Linked DNA regions of Homo sapiens: region 2 is linked to region 1. Evidence: chromatin loops called from intact Hi-C (ENCODE). Cell type or tissue: IMR-90. All regions are shown on one strand.

Region 1 (5,000 bases):
TCTTATCCAGGAAAGAAAGAGTCGGCGTGCCTGGGGGCACCTGCTAGTCTCCAGCTGCAGGCCGACTCTTTCCTGGCCTGCTCAGCACCTGCCCAGATGGCCTCTGCGTCTTTCCTGTGCCCAGCCCCACCTTTTCCACCTCTCTTCATGTTCTCATGGAGTGCAAAGTGCACCAGCCAGGGCCCCTACCTGGGAGAGGGTCAGCTGACGCAGGGCTGAGGGGGCTGCCACAGGGACGTACGCTGTGTGTTCTTACTGCTTAGAAGGGACGGGGTCACTCACCACTCCCCTGGTCTCCATCTGGGCTCCTTGGTCTTCCCTGCCCCTCCCCTAACCGTGTTCTACCTGCCAGTGGAGCTGAGCACTGCCTAGCCTGGGCCAGAGGGGCACTGGACAAGGGCCTTTGGGGGACAGTAAGTCTGGGCCCAGCTTCTAGTTCTAATGTGTGCAAGATTAACTCACAAATTCACCTCAGAAGGCCTTTCCAAATGGGAGCTCCACTCTTCCCCTCCTCTGCAAATCTTCACAGCCAAGGCCCCTTCCACCCTCTCCAGAGGTGGATGAGATCCCTTTTCCCCTCCCCTCTGAGGTGCTGACTCACTGGTAGGAGCCACCCACCAGAGGAAAGATCTAGAACGTCTTTACAGATTGGAGACAGCCGGGCCTGCTGACCCATCATCCGAATAGCTGAAGCAGAGTCTTCCACCAGGGGTGCCAGGGCCTGGCTGGGTCCAGCGGCTCTGGGATGAGCCTCCCAAGCATCTTTCCCACTTGGGTGGCCATGCGGCGCTGACATTGGACAGGTGGTGGACGAGAGATGGTCCCGAGAAAGGGTGGTCTTGGGAGGGCTGGTCCCAAGCCTGCTGTGCTCCTGTGGCAGTGATGGGGCCTGGGGATGGGGACGGCAGCTCTCATGAGGACACACAGGCTGTGAGCCCGCAGCCTCCTCAAATGTAGCCTCCCACATTTTCCCCAAAGTACAGGACTGTCCCAGAGTAGGTAGTGAAGAGGACAAGGCCCTCGGCAGCGACCTCCAGGGCCTCCTACCTGCTGAGGAAGAGTTAACCCACTGCCTCCCCACACAACAGGCTACGAAGAACCTGGTGCCTCAGGACCTCCTGGGAGCCAAGCTGGTCTGGCAAGGGCGCTCAGGCCTGGGAGAGAAGGGAGCAATGGCCAGTCACCTTCACCTTCTAACTAACTAGCCTCCGGATGAGGTGGCTGCCACCAGGCCCGAATGATCCCCAGGAGCCCAGCTTCCAAACCCCAACATCGAATCAAACATCTCCATCCCCAAGTGCAGTAACACACAAAAACCAAACACTCTGCCCTGGGAAAGGCCTGGTGCGATTCTCAGTAGGACTCACACCCACCCTACCTAGAAGTACTGGGCTGGCCTGGGTACTGCATCCGTGTGTTTTGATAAGGGGGTGATGTGGCCACGCCCTTATCTAGATTTCACTTTGTATCCACTGGGCACAGATATTCTAGAGAACTTATCTTTCACTCTTGTAAAAGCCACATATCCACATCTCTTTCATTTTTCTCAGTGTGTTATGCAGCAATTTATTAAAGTATTTATTGTCTAATAAATACTGCCAAGTGGAATATATTTATATAACTGACTTCGTGGGGTGGTTCAAGTACTTACTTAAGAACTATGTGACACAACAGTTACAAAACAAAAGGCAGACCTTAAGATCCGGAATCAATCCTTTAGCCCAGGTTCACTAAACTAAGCACAGTAAGGAGGAACCTGGAAGGTGAAGTGGAGATGGCCTCCAGCCTCTACGTGGGAGGGACTCCCTTGAAGGCTGGGAGTGAACCTTCCTGGGAAACTAGGGTCAAGCCTCTCGGGAACAGTGGGACATAGGGATGTATGAGTCACAGACATCAGTGTGCAAACACCTGGTTTGCTATAGGAAGATAGTTACCAAATGAATGGTTCTATTTCCTGATTCTGGGGTGCCAGGGCTCTTTTCTTCAATGAGGCCACACTGTACAATGTCCCAGTCCTCAAACTGAAATGGGTACTTGGCTCTTAAAACTCCCTGGGGAAGGAAGGGGCAGCACCAACACTTCGTTCAGTTCTTACTTGTGGCTTTTACACAACAGACCCCCAGGAGGCATCTAAGGTTTACATGAAGCCTTTACCACTGAGGTCCTCGCAGCATGGATACCAATTCCACTCAATCAACTGGGTGATAAAACCATGTGTGTGTGTTGGGTGGGGGCCAGGGAACATTACAAAACAGATTCTGAAAACGCAAATTTTTAGAATCTTACATCATCCTGAGCCAAACATTTACACAAAAGGATCCAAGAGCTGCTTTACTAAAAACTACTTACAGTCATAATGATGACGTTTTCTATATAAACAAGTGCTTGAAAAGTATTTTAAAGCTTATTCTTCTGAGCTTATTATTCTTCATGCACTCTTTTCATGCTTTTAACATCTTTAACAGAAGTGTCCCCCTTTGAGGTGTTATTGCAAAGATTAACCTCATTCCAGCACAGGGCCAACTCCCCACACCTACCTCACGTGGGAAGCAGAATTTCCGGGCCATGCTGAGCAGCCGGCTGCCTGCTCCAACAGGAAGGTGCACACCTACACCCAGGGAGTCCAGATGGAAGCCACTGAACCGAGTCCTCCACAGACTCCTTCCACCAGACTGCAGCTCTCACCAATGGAATGAGAATGGCTAATTCTGTACTGTTTCTGGCAGGTCTGATGCATGAGTAACCTTGTCTATGAGTCTATTTCCTGGCTAAGCCTGAGCTCATGCTATGTAACATTTTGCAACACTATTTCCATAGGGAAAACTGAAAAGAGCTAGAGGGTTCCCAAAGCCCTGGTCTGGGCCTAGCCTTGACTAACCAGTCATCCCCTGGGTCTCTTCATTGCAACATGCCACTTCCCCAACCAGGGTCATCATGACAGTGAAAGCACAGCAAAATGCCCGTGAACTACAAAACATCACACAACCAGCAGCCTGCAGGCCACTACGAGCCAGTCCAAGATGCCTATAATGGTTTTAACAAGGAAAGACAGCATATTCAAAAGCAAACACAATCTCTGAAGGGTCAAGAGGTGCTCACAGTATAATAACTCAAAAGACTAGGAAAAAAAAAGAGAAACCTTTATTTACAACCATGGGAGTCCCACAGGAGTACACAAAACACACAATGTGCACACACACAAAATGAACCTTTTAAGTCAATACCATGCGTGCTCCTGGCCGCGCGCCACCCCTCAGTGCCCTATCCGCACCACCATCACAGTGACGTTGTCGGCCGAGCCCCGCTGCACCGCCTTGTTGGCCAGCCTGTTGCAGGCTGCTTCGTAGCGGGCGTCGGCTGCGGACTTCCCTTCCCGGGTCTGGATCTTTTCATCCTACCAGATGAGAAAGGGAATGAGTGAATGGAGTGACCCCGCACCCTGTCACTTTCCTGAGACATGACTGCCAGGAAGAAGAGCTGCTCTGGTCTCCATCAGGGCTGGCAGGACAAACTGACCAGTGAGTCAGTAGGCAGAGTTCACACTGAAAAAGGGCACAAGGGCTGTCCCACAATGGGAGGAAATGGGGTCTCAGAACTTCTACTTCTCTGAAAACTAAGACACAATTGGGACAACCACCACCCCCGTGTGAGATTTCTCACCTCGAGACAGGACAAGATGAAGTTCACGGCTTCTTCTGGGGTAAAGACCTTGAAGAGCCCATCACAGGCCAACAAAATGAACCTACAACACCAGGGAGAAATATAAACGGGTTTTAGGCCCAACCAAAAAATAAAAAATAAAAAAAGGGCCTGGAGATGGAGATAAAATAAATATTTGTCCAACTATTCAAAGGCTAAGGTTTTTTTTTTCTTTTTTCTTTTTTTTTTTTTTTTGAGATGGAGTTTCACTCTTGTTGCCCAGGCTGGAGTGCAATGACGCAATCTTGGCTCACTGCAACCTCCACCTTCCCAGTTTAAGCTGTTCTCCTGCCTCAGCCTCCTGAGTAGCTGGGATTACAGGTGCCCGGCACCACGCCCGGGTAATTTTTTGTATTTTTAGTAGAGACAGGGTTTCACCACGTTGGCCAGGCTGGTCTCAAACTCCTAACCTCAGGTGATTCACCTGCCTCAGCCTCCCAAAGTGCTGGGATTACAGGCATGAGCCACAGCGCCTGGCCAGGCTAAGATTTGTTTAAACCCACTTAATTTCTGAGACAAAGGTTTAAACTACTTACAAGTATTTGTGGATAGGATGTTATACATCAAAACTGAGACTATCCTTCTCTTCGCCAATTAACAGAATTATTAATTACCTCAAACATTAGGTGCTGTACTTTCTTAGGCAAACTCCAGAAAAATCACTGAATAAAAACATGGGTGTTATGGTAAATATACAAGAATTTATAACACCATAGGCCTTACACCACTTCCAGACATAAAGCTGAGAATGAGCCCAGCCTCGGTGAAACATCCTTGGGCACACACTGCACAGCTTGGGGCTGCATCCAAGACCGAGGCCCAAGAAGGGGCAGCTGTGCGTGTTCCTGTGTTTGAAAACCACATGCTCTCCCTTTCAGAATCAAACCCCCCTAGACCGTCCCTGGAATCTTTCTGAACACCAATGGATTCAATGTGACAGTTCTAGTTTTCCTGGCATTGGGGGTGGGGAATACGCATCCCCACAGCTTTGCGGTATAAGCCACCCTCCTTTTCTCACTGTAATATCTGTGGGGTTTTTTTGTGTTTTTTTTTCTTTGTTTTTTGTTGCTGCTGCTGCTGTTGTTGTTGAGGCGGACTTTCCCTCTTGTTGCCCAGGCTGGAGAGCAATGGCATGATCTCGCTCACTGTAACCTCCGCCTCCCAGGTTCAAGTGATTCTCCTGCCTCAGCCTCCTGAGTAGCTGGGATTACAGGCGCCCACCACCACGCCTGGCTAATTTTTGTATTTTTGGTAGAGATGAGGTTTTGCCATGTTGGCCAGGCTGGCCTCAAACTCCTGAC
Region 2 (5,000 bases), 170 kb before region 1:
ACTCTGGCTGGGTGGGAGCTAAGTCCTGGGCGCACTCTTCTTCTTCTTCTTCTTCTTTTTTTTTTTTTTTTTTGAGGCAGAGTTTCACTCTTGTTGCCCAAGCTGGAGTGCAATGGCGCGATCTTGGCTCACTGCAACCTCCATCTCCTGGGTTCAAGTGATTCTCCTGCCTCAGCCTCCCAAGTAGCTGGGATTACAGGCGTAAGCCACCATGCCTGGCCAGCACCCTTCTTTATAAAGAACTTCCATTTACCATGGTGACTGAATGTCTGTGGTGCTAGGGCAACAGAGTTGACCTGGGCTCTTTCCTGGTTTTTTCGTGTTTAGTTAGCCTTTGCCTGCATGTATTAATCTCCCTGAGATATGGTTTCTTCTTGTCAAAGTACAGTAGCATAATTCTTGAAATAAATGGTTTAGTGACCACTTAAAGGTTGAAGGAAAACATCTCTATTTGGAATTAACTAGTAAAACACTGTAAGGAGAAAAGCACATGACAAAAACCACTGGTTTGCAATTTTAGAGTATTGGCACGATTATTATCAGACAAATAGGGAGGGAGATCTACCAACTTTCCATAAACCATACGAATCCCTGTAGCACCGCTAACTTTACACGTGTTCAAAGGTTAGCGTCAACATATGGACTGCTGCTCACTGCCAGACCTTCCTGATGTGCTGTTTCTTTTGCAGGTACATGTAAAGTGCATTTTCCTGATCCAAACAAGCTTCATTGTTTTCAGCTAACAGTAACCCCAGGTAATATTCTTACATAAGTATTAAAGTGATTTCAAACAGCGAATTATAAAGGCTGCCCAAACCTGTAATCTTTGCTTTGGTTTGTCCTCTAGCTTTTAAAAGATTAACACATTAATAACAATTTCATATGAAGATAAGATATATACTTCATAGTGAATGAAATAAAGCATATTAAAGTGAATTTGAGGCATTCAGTGTACACTCTCAATAATGATGTATAAATATAACTAAAGTTAATGACAGCTGAGGCAGTTGGTGTATAGTGAAGAGTGTGGGCTCTGAAGTCATAAGTGGGTTCCAATCCTTTTCCCTTACGTAGGAATAGTGTGACCTTGGTTAAGTTGCTTAACCTTTTAGCCACAGCCTGCCTATCTACAAAGTGGGATCAAATAGGACCTATCTCATAGGACAGTTGTGGGGATTAAACAGATAGTGTGGGTAAAGCACTTAAGCCCAGGGTCTGGCACACAGAAGCAGACAGAAGATTACCAGCTGTCCTCAGTAAGACGGATAAGTGTCTAATCCCTAAGCTGCCCCAGCATGGCAACATATTTCTTCTTGGTCAAAGTGACAGCAAGAGGAGGACTTGTATATTTTCTAGTTACAATGCAGCTCCAAGAGCTGCAGATTCCCACACTTCACAACCCACTGGTGTTTATGTTGGACAGTGGGTGGCAACCGGTCGATGCTGTTGTGGGGAATTAACAAGAGGGAAGGACGTTTGGTGGTGGAAATATAGGGTGTTATTTTATTTGGGGGATGGAAAGGTAGTGAGAAACTGAGAATTATTAGTCACTAGCTAATTAAAATGTGGAAAAGAATACAGGATTTTGGTAGGTGGCAATGAACCCACAAATAAGTCCCGGCCTTGTCTCTCTGTAGGTAGGATGGGCTTTTTCTGTGGAAGATGTTTGATAATAATAGCACAAGAAATCCTGGTTTCAAAATATCAAAATATGCTTGAAACCTTAAAAAAAATTCTATTTTATCTATGTGATGGTTCCACAAAGGGCTCTGGAAGTATAAATCAGTCTGATACTGATTCTTCTAAGATAAGGAGAGTACTTGGGTATAGGAGTTAATACTAGAACATCATCATTATGTATATATTTTTCTTTTCTTTCTTGTTTTTTCTATTAGCTGTACTTTATGCCAAATAGAACACCATCATTAGAAAGCAGAGTGTTCCACATGCCTGACATCTATAGATAAATGTAGTGAAGGGCTTTAAACTGTGAAATGATGAAAACTCTAACGATCCTTTGGCTGCCTTCCTAAAACACATTGCATATTGTGCTGTTTTTTACGAGAGGTATTGAGCACACTCTAATGCTTTCTTGGTGACTCAAGGTCACTGCTATGGACATCATTTACTATTCTGTTAAGTAATGTAGGGTATTCTCAGAAATCATTGTAGTGATTAAGATTGGTTCTCTGTTTACTAATTTCAGACTTGTGTGTTTATAGTAAAATATTTTCTTTCATCTGCCTTTCTAGGGCATTTTCAATGGCTATCAGGGATTCTGTGGCTCTGCCCATCCCAAGCATGGGCTTTGTGGTCCTTGGCCACTCAAAGATGTTTGTTGATTTTTCCAGGCTCTTTACTGTCATGTGATTGGGTTTCTGGCAAGTCTGGATAAATGTTTCTTCCCCGCCTCCCCTCCGCGTTTTTTTTTTTTTTTTGAGACCAAGTCTCACTCTGCCACCCAGGCTGGAGTGCAGTGACGCAATCTCGGGCTCACTGCAACCTTCGCCTTCCGGGTTCAAGTGATTCTCCTGCCTCAGCCTCCTGAGTAGCTGGGATTACAGGCATGCGCCACCATGCCCAGCTAATTTTTGTATTTTTAGTAGAGATGGGATTTCACTGTGTTGGCCAGGCTAGTCTCAAACTCCTAACCTCAGGTGATCTGCCAGCCTCGGCTTCCCAAAGTGCTGGGATTACAGGTGTGAGCCACTGCGCCCAGCCCCCCTTATTTTTTAACTGAAATTTTTTACTGAATCACTTTAATGTTGTGATTATTGTATATATGACAGCATCTTTGATGTTGGTCTTAGAATTGTCCTTGAAAATGGAGCATAATTGTTACAGTTTTTGTACTCACTGTTCTATCAGATTAAAAAGTAACCTGTGGCTGGGCCCGGTGGCTCATGCCTGTAATTCCCGCACTTTGGGAGGCCCAGGTGGGTGGATCACTTGAGGTCAGGAGTTCGAGACCAGCCAGGCCAACATAGTGAAACCTCGTTTCTACTAAACATACAAAAAAATTAGCCCGGTGTGGTGGTGGTGCGTGCCTGTAATCCCAGCTACTCAGGAGGCTGAGGCAGGAGAATTGCTTGAACCCAGGGGGTGGAGGTTGCAGTGAGCTGAGATTGGCCCAGTGCACTCCAGCCTGAGCGACAGAGCTGTCTCAAAAAAAATAAAAAAAATAAATAAAAAGTAACTTGTGTCTTGGTACCTGTAAATACTTAATGCCTGAATATTCATATTTTTAATAAGTGTACTTCAGGGACATTAACATTGAGCTGTGCACAGCATGCTTTTTAGATACTGTGTATATGCCCTTATTTTGTGATGTCTGTGAATTAGAAAGCTGTGGTGATGCCTGCCCTTTGATTATTAAGAGAAGTGTGGCCGAGATATGCCAACCGGAAAAACTTGCTTCATATCATGGTTTTTAAAAAAAATTTTAGAATCCTGCTCCTCTTCATATTGAAAACAAATTACAGTGATATGTCTAAGTTGTGAAGTTTTAACAATATATGAAATAAAATGATTTTGAAATGGACTCATTTGTAGCCAGTAATCCTGGAGCTAGGGCTGAAAACTCACTAATATCTATGATCTGGGGGTTAGAATGGTCAAGAGTGGAAGAATTGCGTCTGCATTTTCAGCTCACACCTCTTTATCTGGCTCCTGTTCACACTTGCTAACATTTTGATAGTTTTGTTTGCTTTTGGAGTGGTTGCTCATGCTTGGGAATAAATACACTCTTTAGAGAAAAACATGGAAATGTAATTTGGTGATGGGGAAAAGAAAGGGACCGAATTTAGAAAAAAAGCGTCCACATCATCTCGCAAAACAAGAAAAAGTAGTAATAAGTGAAATGAAACAAAACAAAAACGTAAAAGATAGCCTGAAATATCCCGTGGAGGCTTCTGTGAAGTTAGTGGGACAGTTTGAAAAACTGGACCTGTTCAGTGAGTGGCCTGGCTGACATGTTGATGAAGGTCACCTCAGCCTGCCCTGCTGTGATGGTGGTGATGGTTTTAGGCTGAAGGGAACATGGCTTTAAGTAACAATGACAATTTTTTAAATTTAAATTAAAAATTTTATAATCAGTTTTACTGAGGTATAAAATTATAAACAATAAAATGTACTAATTTGAAATGTATAGCTTACATTTGGAAAATGTATACACATATGTAACCATAACCCCAATAAAGATGAAAAACATTTCCATCATTCCCAAAGTTTCCTTCTGCCTCTTTGCAGCCAGTTCCTTGCCCCCTACACCACCATCCAAAATTCCTTTCTGATTTTTATTTCCATAAATTAGTTTTTCTTGTTCTTGAATTTTTTATATGTAAATGGAATCTTATATATGTACTCTTTGTCTCTGACTTCTTTCACTTAACATAGTTTTAAATTTACACATGTTGTGTGAATCAGTAGTTTATTCCCTTTTTATGGAATTTTAATGAATATGTCATAATTTATCTTCCTAGTGATAGACATTTGAGTAGTTTCTAGGTTTTGGCTAGTATCAATAAACCAAAAGCTATGAGGTTTGACTGCCGTGAGCTTTTTTTTTTTTTTTTACAAGCTTTTCGTGTTCATAGTTTTCCTTTCTCTTTAATTCTACCTAAGAGTGGAATTTTTGAGTCATAGGAAAGATAACATGTTTAACCTTTTAAGAAACTTTCCACTGTGGTTGTGCCATACCCTGACCAGCACTGTATGAGAAGTTTCCATTGTTCTACACATATATCAACATTTGGGTGTGAAATGGTATATCATTGGGGTTTTTATTTGCATTTCCCAGTGACAGATGATGTAGAGTATCTTTTCATGTATTTACGGGCCATTTATACATCGTCCTTTCTGAAGTGCCCCAGTCTTTTGCCCTAAAAAAACTTTTTATTTTGTGCTGTGGTCTGAATACAAGTCTTTTGTCAGATGCATGAGCTGCAGATATTTTCTCCCATTCTGTGACTTTTCTGCTCATTTTTAAAAATGCTGTCTTT

Evidence for each region. Peaks named below come from ENCODE experiments on the same cell type or tissue, not always from the same donor. Only the 100,000 strongest peaks of a DNase experiment are listed, where the experiment ranks them.
Region 2: a loop joins it to region 1, with 2.0 times the contacts of the local background. A loop is called at or near these places in 1 of 110 quality-filtered maps.

The regions. Positions count from the first base shown.
Region 1 is chr2:238,167,283-238,172,282 of GRCh38, forward strand. ERFE (erythroferrone) reads left to right here. Exons shown (of 8, transcript NM_001291832.2): 8 at 1-1,608. ILKAP (ILK associated serine/threonine phosphatase) reads right to left here. Exons shown (of 12, transcript NM_030768.3): 11 at 3,661-3,742; 12 at 3,120-3,394. The coding sequence ends at 3,254. Among named protein-coding and RNA genes, the nearest start is that of ERFE, 11 kb to the left of the region's middle. In IMR-90, a CTCF peak has its summit at 2,118; DNase peaks (open chromatin) are centred at 1,859, 2,239 and 2,809; H3K27ac peaks cover 4,003 bases.
Region 2 is chr2:237,994,055-237,999,054 of GRCh38, forward strand. It overlaps UBE2F (ubiquitin conjugating enzyme E2 F (putative)), which reads left to right. Exons shown (of 10, transcript NM_080678.3): 4 at 690-755. It overlaps UBE2F-SCLY (UBE2F-SCLY readthrough (NMD candidate)), which reads left to right. Exons shown (of 19, transcript NR_037904.1): 4 at 690-755. Among named protein-coding and RNA genes, the nearest start is that of UBE2F, 30 kb to the left of the region's middle. In IMR-90, no CTCF peak of the experiment used is centred here; a DNase peak (open chromatin) is centred at 2,077.